Linked DNA regions of Homo sapiens: region 1 is linked to region 2. Evidence: chromatin loops called from intact Hi-C (ENCODE). Cell type or tissue: PC-9. All regions are shown on one strand.

Region 1 (8,000 bases), 130 kb before region 2:
CATGTGCTACCATACAGCTTAAATACATTGGCAAACACCATCCTCAGCTTTTAAAACAATTAAACAAAACAACAACCACTATTCTGGAGAGAAGAAAAGCAGAAAAATCAGATCCATCTTTGAAAGATTACAGAATACAGGAAAGACAAGCCTAAACACTGCCTACCATGTTCTAAAAGTCACTTGGCCTATCAGTAACACTTGTATAGACCAAACCTAGAAAACCAAGTAATTCTATTAAAGATAATTGGGAAATAATAAATGGAAAATACAGTTTAACTGTAACATAGTGCTTGAAAACCAGTTGGTTAAGAATGAACCAGAAAATGCAACTGTAAATAGAGCAGTAAAAAAAAAGAAACCACTGGCCGGGCATGGTGGCTCATGCCTGTAATCCCAGCACTCTGGGAGGCCGAGGAGGGCAGGATCATGAGGTTGGGAAATGGAGACCGTCCTGGCTAACACGGTGAAACCCCGTCTCTACTAAAAATACAAAAAATTAGCCGGGCGTGGTGGCGGGCGCCTGTAGTCCCAGCTACTTGGGAGGCTGAGGCAGGAGAATGGCGTGAACCCGGGAGGCAGAGCTTGCAGTGAGCCGAGATCGCGCCTGGGCGACAGAGCAAGACTCCGCCTCAATTAAAAAAAAAAAAATCACTGTTAAGTACATTCTTAACTTTAAGGTAAAGGACACGGTGAATATAGATTTCTGCTATCTACCCAGTATGACAGTAAGACAGGATGTCAACATGTTTGGACCCATGTAAATCTTTTTCCAATGAGATATTTACAAATTTAAATTATGATCATGATTGTCAAATGTCAAGAAGTGGGAACTTTCATGTGCCAAAAGCATAACAGAGAAGGAAAAGAAAGTTTAGATAGAACAATAATGTATTAGGCCTGGGTAAACAAACATCATCAGAGAAAACTCTGGCTGACTTCATTTCCTTCTGGTAACTAAGTATATGCATTCGGTTCCTTCCTGAATGGACTGCCAAGTCCTGAAGCCAATATATAAAATTTTAATGCTTCAATTAGACATTTTTTAAAAAAAGTGGGATGATTTTGCCAAATTCTTTGACCTAATTCCCTAAAAAGCTTTGACTGTCTAAGAACCTAAATACCTATTATAAGGAAGGTGTTAACTATCTCCTTTGTCAATAAATGCATGCATATAGAGCGGATTCCTGGAGACCAGTGTGACAGAAACATTAATATTAAAGTGGCCCTGCCAAGCCACTTTAATTTAGCACTGTAACAACATCCGAAGCACAGAATAACCCCAAAACTGATCTCAGATACAATACCAACTGAGAAAAAAAAAAGATTTAAGATGCTACAATGAGCAACAGCAAAAATATTAATAGATTTCAGTTGTTTTCATATTAGAAAATAAGTGAAATACAATACTTATGCATTATATACCTTCCCATCCAAAGACTAGCCTGACAAGATGTTACAGAGGATGAGTTTTCATCAGGTTCTTCAGAGGTGGAGCTCTGTGCCAATACTCCTGCTGCTTGACTTGTGATATCTTTATAAAGTTGAATAAACTGGTATAAATTCATGATCCGTGATGCCTCCACAATGCCACTGCTTTTGTTAATCTAAAAATACAAAGAACATGAAAAAGAAAAGTTGATCATTTCTCTGACCAATTTTTCCCAAAAAGGGGGAACAAATATTTAGTCAAACATCCTAGGAAATAGGAGTTTTCAGGATTTGCAAATTACATAAGAAAGCAAGAGTCTGAATAAATGAGTAATACCATGTCCCCTACACTTGTGGGGTTCAAACTTCTTATACAAATTTACCTCATTTAACACACAAAATCACCCTGTAAGATTAATTAGGCATTATGCTGTTGATGGGTAAGGTGACTTTCTCAGAGTTAAGAAATAAATTTTAGAGATCAGTATTAACAATTCTTTCACTTTAATTTCTTAAAGAATTTCTTAACCACAGGATTCATTTGACTCCAACAACCGCATGAGATTCTACAACTCAAACAAGTACTTTCTTAAATATCTTTAAGTTCTATTTTGTACCAAAACTTCTAAACTAAAGCAAGAAAATTACTTTAAAATAAATCCTAACAAAAGGTGGTTGGACTTTTCCCAGAAGGCCATTTTGAGCTTTATCAAAAAACTCGTTTAATATGAGGTGAAACCAGTGGCCCAAAGGTTGTACCTTTACAGGTTGTACCTCTCCCCCATCCAGTTTACAATCTAATGTAGAAGATACTTGGGGCAAGCAGAGGAGATTGCTTTCACAAGCTTTGGGGAGCCATGGAGTGAGGCATAATGAAATGACCGAGGCCAGTAAGGTGAAGGTATAATGTTCTTGGATGAAGAACTTGAAATCAGAGAAAGATTAGAGACATGAAAGACTTCCTTTCAGCACAAGACATAGGATGGAAGACTGGGGAAGAAGTAAGCCATGAAATCTATTAAGTGCATATCAGAGTAAGAACAAGCAAAATCAGAAAATATTTAGAAAGAAATGAAGAATATAGGGAGAGAGACAAAGACACAGGGCCATAAAATTGTGACTTTAGGTTCTGGAATGTATTGATGGAACTAGGGGTATCAGAAAATGAGGTAGATTACATATTTTAAAATATTATTATACATTTGAATATTGTAAATGAAAATAATAGTTGTAACACGTTTATTAATTGCTTACTATTTGAAAAGGCAGGGAAAAAAATACTGAGACTCAAGAATGAGTCATGCGGCCAGGCACGGTGGCTCATGCTTGTAATCCCAGCACTTTGGGAGGCCGAGGTGGGCAGATCATGAGGTCAGGAGATTGAGACCATCCTGGCTAACACGGTGAAACCCCATCTCTACTAAAAGTACAAAAAATTAGCTGAGCATGGTGGCACACGCCTATAGTCCCAGCTACTTGGGAAGCTGAGGCAGGAGAATCACTTGAACCAGGAGGCGGAGGTTGCAGTGAGCCGAGATGGCGCCACTGCACTCCAGCCTGGGCGACAGAGCAAGACTACGTCTCAAAAAAAAAAAAAAAGAATGAGTCATATACCATACTAAGAAATTTTAGAACCATCTCTAATAATCAGAAAGTTGATTAAATTTTGGGAAGGTAAAATCTATCTGGAGATGCAAATATACAAGGTTCTTTGTACTAAAAGACTGTACATGAGGTAGAGAATAAACAGAATTAAAAAGTAACAGGAATTTAACAGGCTTACAAAATAGATCTTCAGAGCTGAGGAAACGGGTAGTCCTTTGGAACTGCATAGTACAGAAGAAATTATGGAATAATCCATATAAGGTCAGTACAGAAATAGCAAAGTGTATCACACTGTAACTATTCTCATCATAGGATTCCTGAAACAAGTATTTATTGAGTACCATTATGTGGATGTTATTGGTACTATGTGCACTGCTCTAGGCACTAGCCACAGTGTGTATAAAACAAAATCCCTGCCCTCAAGCAAGTTACATGATAGGTAGGAGAGACAGGCAAATAAAATACAGATACAGATTAGGTTAGATGAAAATAAGTGTAATGGAGAAGATGAAACAGGGGAGAAGGAACGCTGAGGGGTTACAGGGAAGGCCTTACAGAGAAGTTGACATTTAAGAACTGAAAGGTGCAGAAATGAGTCATATAGATGTCTAGGGGGAAGATCATTCCAGGCTGAGACAACAGGAAATACAAAGGCTGTTTAATAGAGGTGTACCTGGCAAGGAGCACAGAGAGTCTCACAAGAAGCCCAGAGTGTTTGGAACAGAGTGACAGACGGACAGAGGAAGGAGTGGTAGATAGACGGTGAGGTGGGAATAGAATATATAGGACTTTGCTGATTTCAGTAATAACTGTAGCTTTGATTCCAAGTGCATGAGAAGTCACGGGGGGGGGTTTTGAGCCAAGGAGTAATATGATCTAATTTACATTTCAAATTGTGATGTGGAATAGGCTGGTTGTTGTGCTTGGAATAGACTGCTTGTTGTGCTGAGAATAGACAGAAGCAGGGCAAGAGAAGCAGGGAGATCAGTTAGGAGGCTACTGGAATAATCCTGGTGATAGAGGATGGTCACTAGGAATAGGGTGGTAGTAGCGTAGATGGTGAGAGCTAGCCAGATTCTGAATACATTTTGATGTGACAGGACTCACTTACAGATTGTCAGGTGTGAGAGACAAAGAAAAGCCAAGAATGACTCTAAGAAGTTGGTCTAAGAAAAAAGAAGGATGAAATAATATAATTCATGTAGTTCTTAACAGCCACCTTAGTACCTAGTTTTTAATTAATCTCTTATTTTTCTAATATTATTTCCATAAAATATTCCATTTAAACATAATTTAGATCATTTTTTATAGTGGATTAAATATTATTTAAGGATAATCATAGCAGATGGCAGAGAGTCAAGAAAAAGACTTAATGTAAATACAGAGGGTTAAAGTACAATTTTTTTAAAGTTGTTTAACATTAAGAAATGTGAAACTCTCAATCTCCTATCAGTTTTTCATGGTGGACTTGACCTCTTTCTAACATAAACACTGACCTCTCAGATTCTTTCAGAAAGAACCTAAGGAATGCAAATAAAAAAATTTCTTTAGAGTAGCTCTAAAATCAAGAAAAATCACATGAAAAAATATCTAATTGCCTGTGCCTTTAGTACTTTTGTTTCTCTACTTAGAATCTTATTTTAAGGAAGATGTTTAATCACATACAGATGTTAGACATATTGAGGCAAAAAGGAATTTGACTACTAATAAAATTAAACCTTAAGTCTGTATTTGTCAAAGAGCAACAAAAAACGAAGGGATGAAAAGCCTGATATATTCGTATTCCCTTAGCTTTCTACAATTTATATTGGCCTCTTCAATGTGAGCTGAGTACTTTATGAAATAAAAATGAACATTAAGTGTAATTTAGATAATATACTGTGTCAATAAACAAGGAAAGCTTCAACCTATCCCAGTCATTTAAAAAGAGAGTATTATTTCAACAGATTTTTTTTGTTCACTTAATATATACTGAGTTCCTACTATGTGTAAAGCACCGTATTACAGCCTGTAAGAGATACAATAATGAATCTAGACATAGTTCCTGCCCTCAGGAGCTTACTCTCTAAAGGGGAGCTAAGAACCTAAACAACTTTTTTCGTAATGCAGTATTATAAAGTATAAATAATGTGCTGTTGGAATCTGGAAGAGACAAGAGAACTCCTATTCAGGAAGACTTAATGGATGAGATGGTATTTGAGGTGGACCTTTAAAGAGACATCAGGTTTAGAGATGCAGAAATAAAAGGTGTGGCAGAAACTACTGGCTGATTATCCAAATACCATTCCTTCTTTTCATTGCCAGCAGAACCTTATTTTGTTTTTGTGTCCACCATTCCCTGAAATGATGCAGGAGTCAATCCTGGTTAGTCTAATCTAAACCAATCATGCTAATCATATTCCCTCTGTCAGTGTAGGTGTATGAAGGGGATATGACCCAATACTGACCAGTGAGTTCAGAAGTGACATCTGCTGGGTCTTTAATTTAACCAATCCTGCAGTTAGTCTATAGAGTTAGGATTTCTTGATAAGTGAGAAAATAAGTATTGTTTTTGTTTAAACTGGTTTAACAGGAATTTTCCGTGACTTCCTAATGGAAGGAATGGACATCCTAGTTGAGAAAACACAATAAGCAGAAGCACTGAACTGGAAAAGAAAAGTAACAATGATACAGTCTTAAGTTAGTTAAGCCTGATAAGAATGCAGAGCAAAAGAAGGTCATTGTGACTAATGCAGAAAAGATAGTTTGGAGTCATATTGTAGGAGTTGGGACTATTTGGTAGGCAAGAAGGAATTACTGAGGAATTTTAAGCAAGGCAGTAATCTGATGCGAGTTGTGCTTTAGAAAGGTTAATCTCACAGCAGCATAAATTAGAATTTGGAGAAGAGTCTAGAAGTATAGAGATTAATACAAAATCTGTGATAATCTGGATCAGAAGAGAGAGATCAGTCTGCTTGAGAGCATGAAATCTGTCTTATTTATCATATATTCCTAATGCCTCTCACACTTGTGCTCAAATGTTTATCTGAATAAACTGGAAGCAAAACACAGTATGGGTAAAACTGACAATCTACTGAGGAAATAAGGCATATTATTTGGGTAACCTCCAGGGTCCGTGACTCAAAGGAAAAATCTCCTAACCCAGGGAATCTTTATGGGTCAGTCGGGAATGAACTTCAGAGCGCTCATGAATGCCCAATTTATGGTTTATATGCATATGGATGATTTTGTTCTTTGTTTTAGAGCCGGGGTGGGGATAGGAGGTGGCCTAATAAAATTCATGCCTTCATTTAATCAAAAGGTTTGTAGCCTCAAAAAGTTAAGAACTTTCTATCTGAATCTACTCAGTGGTGGTTGAGGCTTTCTAATACTCAATGACAGCTGGCAAAAAATCTATCCCATAACTAAAAATTACTAAAAAACAAAAAAACTCTTTCAATGGATCTTTTTTCTTTTTAATGAATGAATGTATTCTTAAAAGAAATGATCTCAAGATAACATTAATTTTTAAGGTATCATCTTAGAGCTAAATAGGATGTCACCTTAGCATTCCACAGCCAGCTAAAAACCCAAAAACAGAGATAGAAGATTAGTATGATGTAATGGTTAGAGATATTGAGGCAAAAAAGAATTTGATTATAAAAACCCCTGCTGTATAGCAATTAGACAACTGTAAGATTCAAACAGCTAGTTAGAAGGCAATAACAGTAACAAAACTATGTTTTACAAAACCACCGAGTTATTAAAATGTATATGCATTATATTATCTTACAGTATTAAATATAGTTCTAGCCACCAAAATAGCTTAAGCTCAGAGGTAGAAGTCTCCATCAGTCTCACCTTGGTACAGACCACCCGTACAACCACTTTCCAAAAAGCAGAGGAATCAGACCCAGGTTGTACCTCAAAGAGAAGATGTTTTTCCTGGCCAGAAGCCACTTTAGCCGTTCTGAAAAGAGACAAGAACATGTTAATTTTATGAAAAATCATATATTAATAAAATAATACAGCCATGAAACTAGATTCAAGAAACAATTTCAGAGAAGGAAATATGAAGAAACACAAAAAGACAAATAATAATGATTATAATAACTGGATTCTTAAAACAGGGATAGAGAATATTTTGAACATAAACATGCAACTTAATTTCTAAGGTTTTTAAAGTCAACAGCTTGGTGGCATGATATTTATAAATCTCTCTTTGTCACACCTATATCTCAATGGTCTTTAAATTTCTAACAAAGACATTTAGGAAAAACAAGTCTTAGAAATCAGGGACTTAAAAAAAAGGTTGGCCAGGGCAGTGGCTCACACCTGTAATCCCAGCACTTTGGGAGGCCAAGGCAGGCAGATCACGAGGTCAGGAGTTCGAGTCCAGCCTGACCAACATGGTGAAACCCCGTCTCTACTAAAAATACAAAAATTAGCCGGGCGTGGTGGCGTACACCTGTAATCCCAGCTACTCAGGAGGCTGAGGCAGGAGCATTGCTTGAACACGGGAGGTGAAGGTTGTAGTGAGCCAAGATCACGCCATTGCACTCCAGCCTGGGCGACAGAGTGAGACTCAGTCTCAAAAAAAAAAAAAAGGTTAGCTAGTGTCATTTATCAAAATTTTTTGACTGTTGCCTCAGACGTATATAAAGCATGAAAAACATCTTGCTCTTGGTTCAGTCCTTGTTCAAACAATGATACTAACAAACCTCTTGAAAATTTTTGTTCAGATAATTTGGGGCTACATCAAGTAAAACAAATGATTTGAGACACTTTATATATAGCTCTACTGTCCTCCCCTAGCAGAGTAATTTTAATTTAGAGAGCTAAAGGATTTAAACATAAAAATGTATCACTTCTAGAAGATAATTCAATATCATGCTATCAACATTAATTTAAATCAGTTCGAAGACATGCTTAAGTATTGCAGTTCCCTTTTATCATTACTAACAACTCTCTCTGAGCACCAGTGG
Region 2 (8,000 bases):
AAACAAATGCCATCATAACATGAAAATACTCACTAAGAATCTGCCCTTTTGTAAAAATAATGCTCCACTTATAGATTCTTCCCTCACTTAAAAAGCGTCTATCCCACCTGGCTCAGGTCAGTTTGGATGACTGTCCGATATAACAGGACAATACCATTTCAATGCAAATCAACTGCAAAGTTCATGAAGTCAAAGAAAACAGTGATGGAGAATTTTACATGCAAGGTCTTTGACCAAGGAGATCAGATAGAGCTTATCAATTAAGTGAAGAAAATACGACGAGGATGATGCTCAAATAGGTTCTTCAAAAGGGAATAATTTGAATATCGAGGGACTGAAAGAGATCCTTGGGGAAATGGATGAAGCCCTTAAGTATTAAACAGACGTAGACTCTTAATTAGGTGCTGTAAAGTAAAATGTGAAGAGCGAGTTACTATGTGAACAGATCACTTTGCTGGTATAATAAATAAATATACCCACACCAAAATCAACATTTTATTCTTTCTTCAATCTGAAAATTAGCACATAACCTATATTTTGTAATCTGTATAGCTAAAAATAGCTTGTTTTGAATGCCTCATTTGTACAATAAAAATCTTGATGTCTCTTTAAATTAATCTGCTTTCATCATTTCCTTTCTATAATAAAATTTCACTGAAAACCTTTTTTGCTATTTACTATACAATTTTGATCTCCATTTTAAGTGGATTCACTTTAAGTGGCCTTTTCTCGTGCCCACTCACCTGACATAAGAGGTTCTCAGTGCTAATGGTTCTCATATAAGTCCTTCTCCGGTTTCAGAGGGAGCCTGCATGGTTTGTGGTTTGACTTCTGAGGCCTCAGTCAGACACAGCCTAGATGGTTGGTTCTATACCCAGAATATTTGGGGCCTCGGTCAATTCAAACCAACTCAGAGTAATTGATTCCTCAGTATGGAAGCCACACACCTTCTCCAGGTACCCACTGCAACCTACATGAGCTGTCAGCAAACCCTCTGGCCAGCCTAAAAGCTGTGGCCTCAGCCCAGGGTGCTTGGCTTGGCCCCCAGCCAGGCTAGCTGAGGGCAGGGAGGGGGCACTTACTTGGCCGGCAGGGCTCTGGGCTGCCTGTGGCTCTCCGGGGGGCTCCTCGTCCTCGGGAATGTGGGGCATGGCAGCCTCCTGCTGGGAGTGGCCACGTGTGCCCGGAACCTCCGCTGCGTCAGCCCCAAAGATGCTCCAAGAGGCCTGGGCTCCACAGGCTGGGGAGATGCCAAAAGGACAAGTCAAATCCATTCCCATCCCTGTCCCAAGCTGGGTTCCATTTCCCGGAGCCACAAGCCACAGTGAGAGCCGGCTTGAGTTTGCATCAACACCGGAGGTCAAACCAGGCTAGGAGAGGGCATTTGGAATTTCATTTCCTCCGGCTCTCTGGCTTTGTTTACAAAGTCAGAGGTGACCTTAGAGATTTTGCATCTAATTTGGTCTTTACAGTAAACACAGCTATCCCAGAAGGGAGAAATGTGCTTCGAACTCCTCAAAGCTGTAGCTAATGGAAGATACTCCATTGAGATCACATTGGCAGTTGTTTACCACTTACTGAGCACCTACTGGGTGCCAGGCCCTGTCCTAGGAGCATCACCATCATCTGATTGAATCCTCAAGATGACCTCTGATGTAGGCATTAATATTCCCATTTTACAGATGAGAGAACCGCCCCAGAGAGTGAAAGTCACTTGCCCCAAATCATACAGAGAACCAATAATTTGAACCCAGATCTTCCTGATTTTGAGGCTGGGGCTTTTTCTGCTATACTACACAGTGTTCCTCAGCCATGTGGATGGGGAGTAAGAGGTGCTGTTTCCTGACTTCCTCCCTGACACCTCCCCTCATGCTCTTCTGACCCTCAGCACAGGCTCTCTCATTTGAGTTCAGCCCTTATGGGGACTACACCAGCCCTACTAAAACCTGGGGGCTCAGGCAGGGTGAATTCCATGTGCCCTGTGCCCACCCCTGGCAACCTTAGATTGACTCCCAGAAGCCAGGCTATCCCTTCCCCATGGTGCAGCAGCCTGGGGGCACTGGGGTCCCAGTGCTGATTGGGACTGCAATCAGCATAATCTCATCCACCTCCCACAGTGACTGGCTCAGGGATAGACAATGGACCCAGCCTACATCGATGAGCTTAAAGTGGTGTTCTAGGACCAGATGCTTTCTCCTGCTCTGAGTGGTGGAGTGTGAAGATATGAGACCTGGTGCTACGGACACTATTTTGCTTCCATGAGGAAAGCCAGACAGAATCTAAATGATACACACAGAGGAGGGCAGAGCGAAGGGACCTGCAGAGAAACAGAACTGGAGCCCTGATTAAAGTGTGCCTGAAGCCTGAACACTTTCTGGACTAGCTGGTTACATGAACAATTAAGCCTCTTGGTGTTGAAATCACTTTGTGTTGGGTTTTTGTTCCTTGTAACTGAAAACATGCTCCACTACTCTTTCGTGCTTCTTGTCTGTCAAGATGCCTAGGAGTATGATCCTGCCAACAGACCTGAGCCAATGGGTCTAGCTCCTCTGCTTCCTCTTAGAAGAGGAGACTAGCAATGCCAGGTTTCCATAGGGAAAGGCAGGATAGCAATGTAGAAAGAACACAGGCTTTGGAACCAGATATCTCGGTGTGAGTCCTCACTTTGCCACTCACTGGCTATGTGGCCTTGGAAAGTAGGCTTCATCTCTGAGTCCCAGTTTTCTTGTCAAAACAGATAAGAATGCCTCCCAAGCAGGATGCTCCAAGGATGAAACACACTCAGTTCACAGTAGTTCCCACAGAGGCCACCTGCACGGGGGTCTGCAGCCCAGGAAGCTTGGCCGAAGCTCCAAGGGCTCTGCCTGGCCTCTCCCCATCCTTAAACTCCCTCCTTCTTTTATTAGTGGGGTGGGCAATACCTTCAGGAATCTATAGAACTAACAACTGGCCTGGTTCTGCAACTTTTAGAGATTCCCTGAAGGAGCTGCTCCACTGCACAGTAGATTAAGACCACCATGCAGATAACATAGTGAGGTGACCTTTGGCTGATGGGACATGGTGGGTGGGGGTGGAGATGAAGGACACTGTCATTTACTGAGCACCAACTGTGTTCCAGGTCCTCTGGAAGGTACTGCTGACTGCTGGAGGCTGTAGGAGGAAGAACCGGAAAGCCCTGCCACCTCCCATAATACTTGGTGTTCTTCCTGTCCTTCAGAAAGGGCTCGGAAAGCCCCTAGAGTCAGGGCACTGGAGAAAAGGCCTGAGCTGCCATCAGCCCAGCTCTGACAGACCCCCCAGCCAACACACATACCTCTAGACTCCTGGACTGAGCTCCTTGAGCTAGGCAAGGTGTCAGATTCATCCTAGGTACCCAAAAGATTCAGCAAAGAATGATTGTTGATTTATGTTTAAAGAACTAGGGACTTTTAGCCCCAGGATTGGTCAAGGTGACCACCATCTTGATTGCTGTCTTTCTCTGCAATGAACAAGTTAGCCCACACAGCTCTGGAACAGTTAGGGTGACCCCTACTGGTCACCTCAAGAAATCTCAAGTAGACCATCCATAGAGTCATTCATTCTTTCACTGCCAAAATTTTACACCTACTCTACCAGGCCTGTGCAAGGGGCTGGTGACATAAAGATAATCTTGGCCTTCAAGGAACATAGAGCCCAGTGGTAGGAGACGCTGGAGAACAGTATAATGGGGTAAATATTTTGAAAGTGAGAAGTTGCAGGACCCCAGAAAAGGGTTACCTGTGGGAACTGGGATGGTGGGACATGATTTTAGCAAATATTTCACATTACAAATGTTTGAGCTGAGCCGTGAACACAAATGCTGAGTGGAATTTCTTGGAACAGATTAGCTGGGTGTCTAGTGGGGAAGATAAGACAGGATGGGGAGAAGCCACATTGGACAGACTTCACCTGGCTCTTGGGAATGAGAACTACGGGGCCAGGGCATGCTGTCTGTGTCTTCCATGCCAAATTCTTACTGTATGAATAAACTGAGCATCAGGTTCACCCAAAGGTGAGCTCTGTGATTAATTTCTATCATCTTTACTTGGATTTCAGCAGCAGTGGCATCAGTGGTGCTGGGTAAAGTATTTGGTAACAGGGGTTGAGGGTAGCAAAAGACTAGCCACAAACCCTGATTCTACTAAAGGAAGTTGGCTACATCTCATAGGAAACCTTTTAAAATTATGTGTGACGTATGTACAGGTCCAGGCTGTCTTAACAGGGGCATGGTTTCTAAAACATGGGAGGTGACTATTCCACTTTTCTTTTGTCTTAATCTACACAAAGTATATTGTGCTCTGCCTGTTAAGAAGGATTTAGACAAATTGGGACATGTTTTGAACCTGGGAAGCAGGAAGCAAGGAGAACAAAAATTTGTGTTTAAAGAACTAGAGAACTTTAGCCCGGAGAAGAGGAAGTGCAGGGAGAAATAAAAATCTCTTCTCAGATGTTTGGAAAGCATTCATGTGGTTTTACTGTTCCCAAAGAATAGATGTCATAACTAATGACTGAAAGGTCAGATGAAGGCAAGGGACGACCTTCTAGTGGTTGGAACCACCTGAAGATGAAACAGGCTGTTCTTTAAGGTAGTGAGTCCCCATTCCTTGGAGCGTTCTCGTAAAGCCTGGGACAAGGGTCACAGGATTCCTAACCACTTCAGGGGCCTTTTCTAACCCTGGGAGTCCCTGAAATCCTGGACTCTTTTTAGCTACAACAAACTGAAAGACCTGACGATTCCATCCCAGGACTCTGGGATTATGGTCTGAAGTCTCATGAGAAATACCTCATTTTTTAACCCTCTACTTTCTTCCTCCACCTCCCTCTCTTCCAAAAAGAGCTTAAGTCAGTCCCTGTGACAGAAAGCAGAATAGAACAAATGAGTTAAGTCAGATGTCAGCTGCCACAACATAAAAGTAGAGTGGATGCTTGCTGAGGCCCCACTCTTGACAAGATGGAACCCCAGGCTCCTCAGGGGAGCCCCAGCAGCCCTGCCTGCAGGGGCCATTCCCACGCTGCTCCTGCCCTGTTTGCTGTCTCTCCCATCCATTATTATAAACTCGCTGCTTAAAATAGCAAGGTAAAAGGAGAGTCCCTGCCCCAGGGTGACATCTGGGTTCTGCTGGAGCTTGTGGGCACACGGACCTCACATCCATCACTGCAAAGTTTAGAATATAATCTCCAGGAAGTGCTGATCTAGAGCACCAACCCATAAAAGGAAAAAATATTTAGTAATGTTTGGTCTCCAAGCTGTTCCTTCTTTAACCCATTTTCAGGGCCCTTCTTGCTGCCTCTCCAGTCTGGTTCGGAAAGGGTTAGGTAGGCCAGTGCCAAGAGCTAATCAGCTTTTATGACTCTACTCATTCTGCCTCCAGCTAGTGCCTAACTAGAACCTGGCCCATTTTACAGGCCGGGAAACTGAGGTGCAGAAACGGAAACAACTTGACTGGTTCAGCTACCCTTGTATCTGGTGCAAATCTTCCAAGAGACTCTGCTGGGATAACTATCCAGTAATTTGTGCAACTGAAGAGGCTAGAAGTTCCTAAACCATATTTAAATATTTTATCTGCCCCTGCTCATGAAAGAAAACAAACTAATATGCTTTTGTTCATGCTTTCATTCTTCAGCTACTTCTAAGTCGCCTACTGAGCATCGGACACTATGCTAAATGTATTTCAAGTGCTATTTTCTTTAACCCCCATGAGATAGGTTTTATTATTTCCATTTAATATATTAAGGATCTAGGGCTCAGAGAGGTTCCGCAACCTGCTCAAGATCACACAGCTAGTAAGTAGCTGGTGAAGGGCTATAATCCAGGCTAGTCTGACTCCTAGGCCCGCCATCTTTCCTCTCTTCCACTCTGGCTTCTTCACCAGGAGTTCTGCTTGAGTGTGGCAGAAAAGACTAGCACGGGGGCCCTGCCTCCCAGGGGAGGGCTGGAGTGAGTACTCCCAGTGAGGCTAAGGATGGTGGGAGGCAGAGGGGAGGAAACAGGACCTACACTTCGGTTGTCGGGCCGGGGTCTTATGAGGGCTAAAGAGTGGCCTACAGTTGAGCCTGCATGTCCTCTGGTAGGTGGTAGCAGCAGGTGGAGGACGCGGAGGCCGGCCCTGCCTTGTAGGCTTCAAAGGCCTTACTGTATCCCAGAAAGTATAGAGCCATCATCGGGACGCACGGTTCAGGAACAGAATTTACAGAGACTATCTCTTTCAGTGCTGTCAGCAGCCCTGTGAGATGGGGAGAGTAAGTACTATTATTATTAACATTAAAGTTAGACCCATGTTACAGATGAGGAAACAGAGGCCCAGAGACTTGCCCAATGTCATCGCTCATGAATGGCAGTGCTGGGAATTCACCGAATCTGGGTCTGATGCTCCCCTTCCTTGCAGGGCCAAGCCTGTTCTCGGCAGGCAGCAGCAGCCTCTCATCATGGCGCCAAAGATGCCTCTCCCAGAGCCTTGCAACCTGCCTAGGAGAGACCAAACTCCTCTCTGAAACCACAGTATCCCAGGAGCACAGCCCGTAAGCTAAGCGGCTCTCAGATTCTCTCTGTGAATCTTTGAGCATTGAGGGAAGAGCCAAGAAGCCCTTTCGGGAAACCATGGGTTAACCTAGCCTCCACTGACCTTTCTGGAGTGACTCAGTATTCTCAGAAGGGAGTTTTTTTGTTCTTCCAGCTTTGAATTTTTGCTTTCATTTTAGCAGCACAAAGAATGTGAAAGAGATTAGGTTGCTATTAATACCACGGGTCTATCTCTAGATGGACAACTGATGGGGGGAATTGTTGGGGGTGACTGCACGTGGAGCTCTCTTAGCCCTTCTGCAAATCCAGAGGGTGATGGAGGGACACTGAGAACTCACCAGTCTTACCCCTGCACCCATTTTTACCAATGGGGAACCGAGGCCCAGAGGGGCAGGCATGTGACCAAGGCCACATCTATGAGTGAGGGGCAGAGTCAGAAAAGTCCCCAGAGCACCCATGCCCCGAGCCCGGCTGCATGTGGCAGCTTTCTGACTTTTCATTTTGACGGTTTTGCTCATAGTAAAGGGTAAGCCATTGTGTCTGTGCTGTGAAAGCAGGCGTCCTTCGGCAGTGACTCGTCATTGTTCTTGCTCTCATGCTCTCATGGTCACTCTCGCAGGAGAGAGGATGCTCCCCACAGGAGATCTGCTGAAAGTGCTGGGAGGTGCCTCTGGGGGTCCCCTGGGCCTGGCCAACTGCAGAGCTGGGTTCCGCGACTCCACAAGTGAGCCGGATGGGAAGCCTGCCTTGGGAAAGCCCCATCCTGCTTCCTAACCTTGGCCTGCTCACGGGGCTTTGTTGCTTGGCAGATTCCGTTCTAATCCTTCCTCTGCCTCTCCCTTGCTGGATAAATCTCCCCTGGCCTCAGTTCCCTCATTTGAAAATGGAGGTAATAGCACCCACCTTTTAGCGTTGTTGTAACGATTAAATCAGGAAATACATGCAAGGTGCTGGTACATAGAGTCCACTCAGTGCCCTCGCCATTCTCCAAACAGGGCAGCTGAGTTCTCTAAGCATGCACAGCATCAACAAAACCAAGCCAAGGCTCAGAGAGACTCTGGTGTTCATCCTAGTGGCTCAGAGCTCCCAGATTTGTCTCCTGCAAGTAAAAGAGACTCAGTCCTGGTCTTTGCTGTGGACAGTCCCAGGTCTGTGCTGGGCTTGCCCCATGTCTGTGCTGTGCTCAGTCCCAGGTCCGTGCTGTGGTCAGTCCCAGGTCTGTGCTGTGGTCAGTCCCAGGTCAGTGCTGTGGTCAGTCCCAGGTCCGTGCTGTGGTCAGTCCCAGGTCCGTGCTGTGCTTGCCCCGTGTCTGTGCTGTGCTCAGTCCTAGGTCTGTGCTGTGGTTACCCCATGTCTGTGCTGTGCTCACCCCATGTCTGTGCCGTGCTCAGTCCTAGGTCTGTGCTGTGGTTACCCCATGTCTGTGCTGTGCTCACCCCATGTCTGTGCTGTGCTCAGTCCC

Evidence for each region. Peaks named below come from ENCODE experiments on the same cell type or tissue, not always from the same donor. Only the 100,000 strongest peaks of a DNase experiment are listed, where the experiment ranks them.
Region 1: a loop joins it to region 2, with 3 times the contacts of the local background. A loop is called at or near these places in 43 of 110 quality-filtered maps.

The regions. Positions count from the first base shown.
Region 1 is chr11:10,523,767-10,531,766 of GRCh38, forward strand. RNF141 (ring finger protein 141) reads right to left here. Exons shown (of 6, transcript NM_016422.4): 3 at 6,877-6,985; 4 at 1,426-1,607. Among named protein-coding and RNA genes, the nearest start is that of RNF141, 13 kb to the right of the region's middle. RefSeq lists an enhancer at 3,529-3,588. In PC-9, no CTCF peak of the experiment used is centred here; DNase peaks (open chromatin) are centred at 3,645 and 5,695; H3K27ac peaks cover 1,843 bases.
Region 2 is chr11:10,650,943-10,658,942 of GRCh38, forward strand. It overlaps IRAG1 (inositol 1,4,5-triphosphate receptor associated 1), which reads right to left. Exons shown (of 21, transcript NM_130385.4): 2 at 1,083-1,240. Among named protein-coding and RNA genes, the nearest start is that of IRAG1, 39 kb to the right of the region's middle. RefSeq lists enhancers at 5,905-7,104, 6,709-6,858. In PC-9, a CTCF peak has its summit at 3,532 (motif pointing left); DNase peaks (open chromatin) are centred at 4,039 and 6,679; H3K27ac peaks cover 3,106 bases.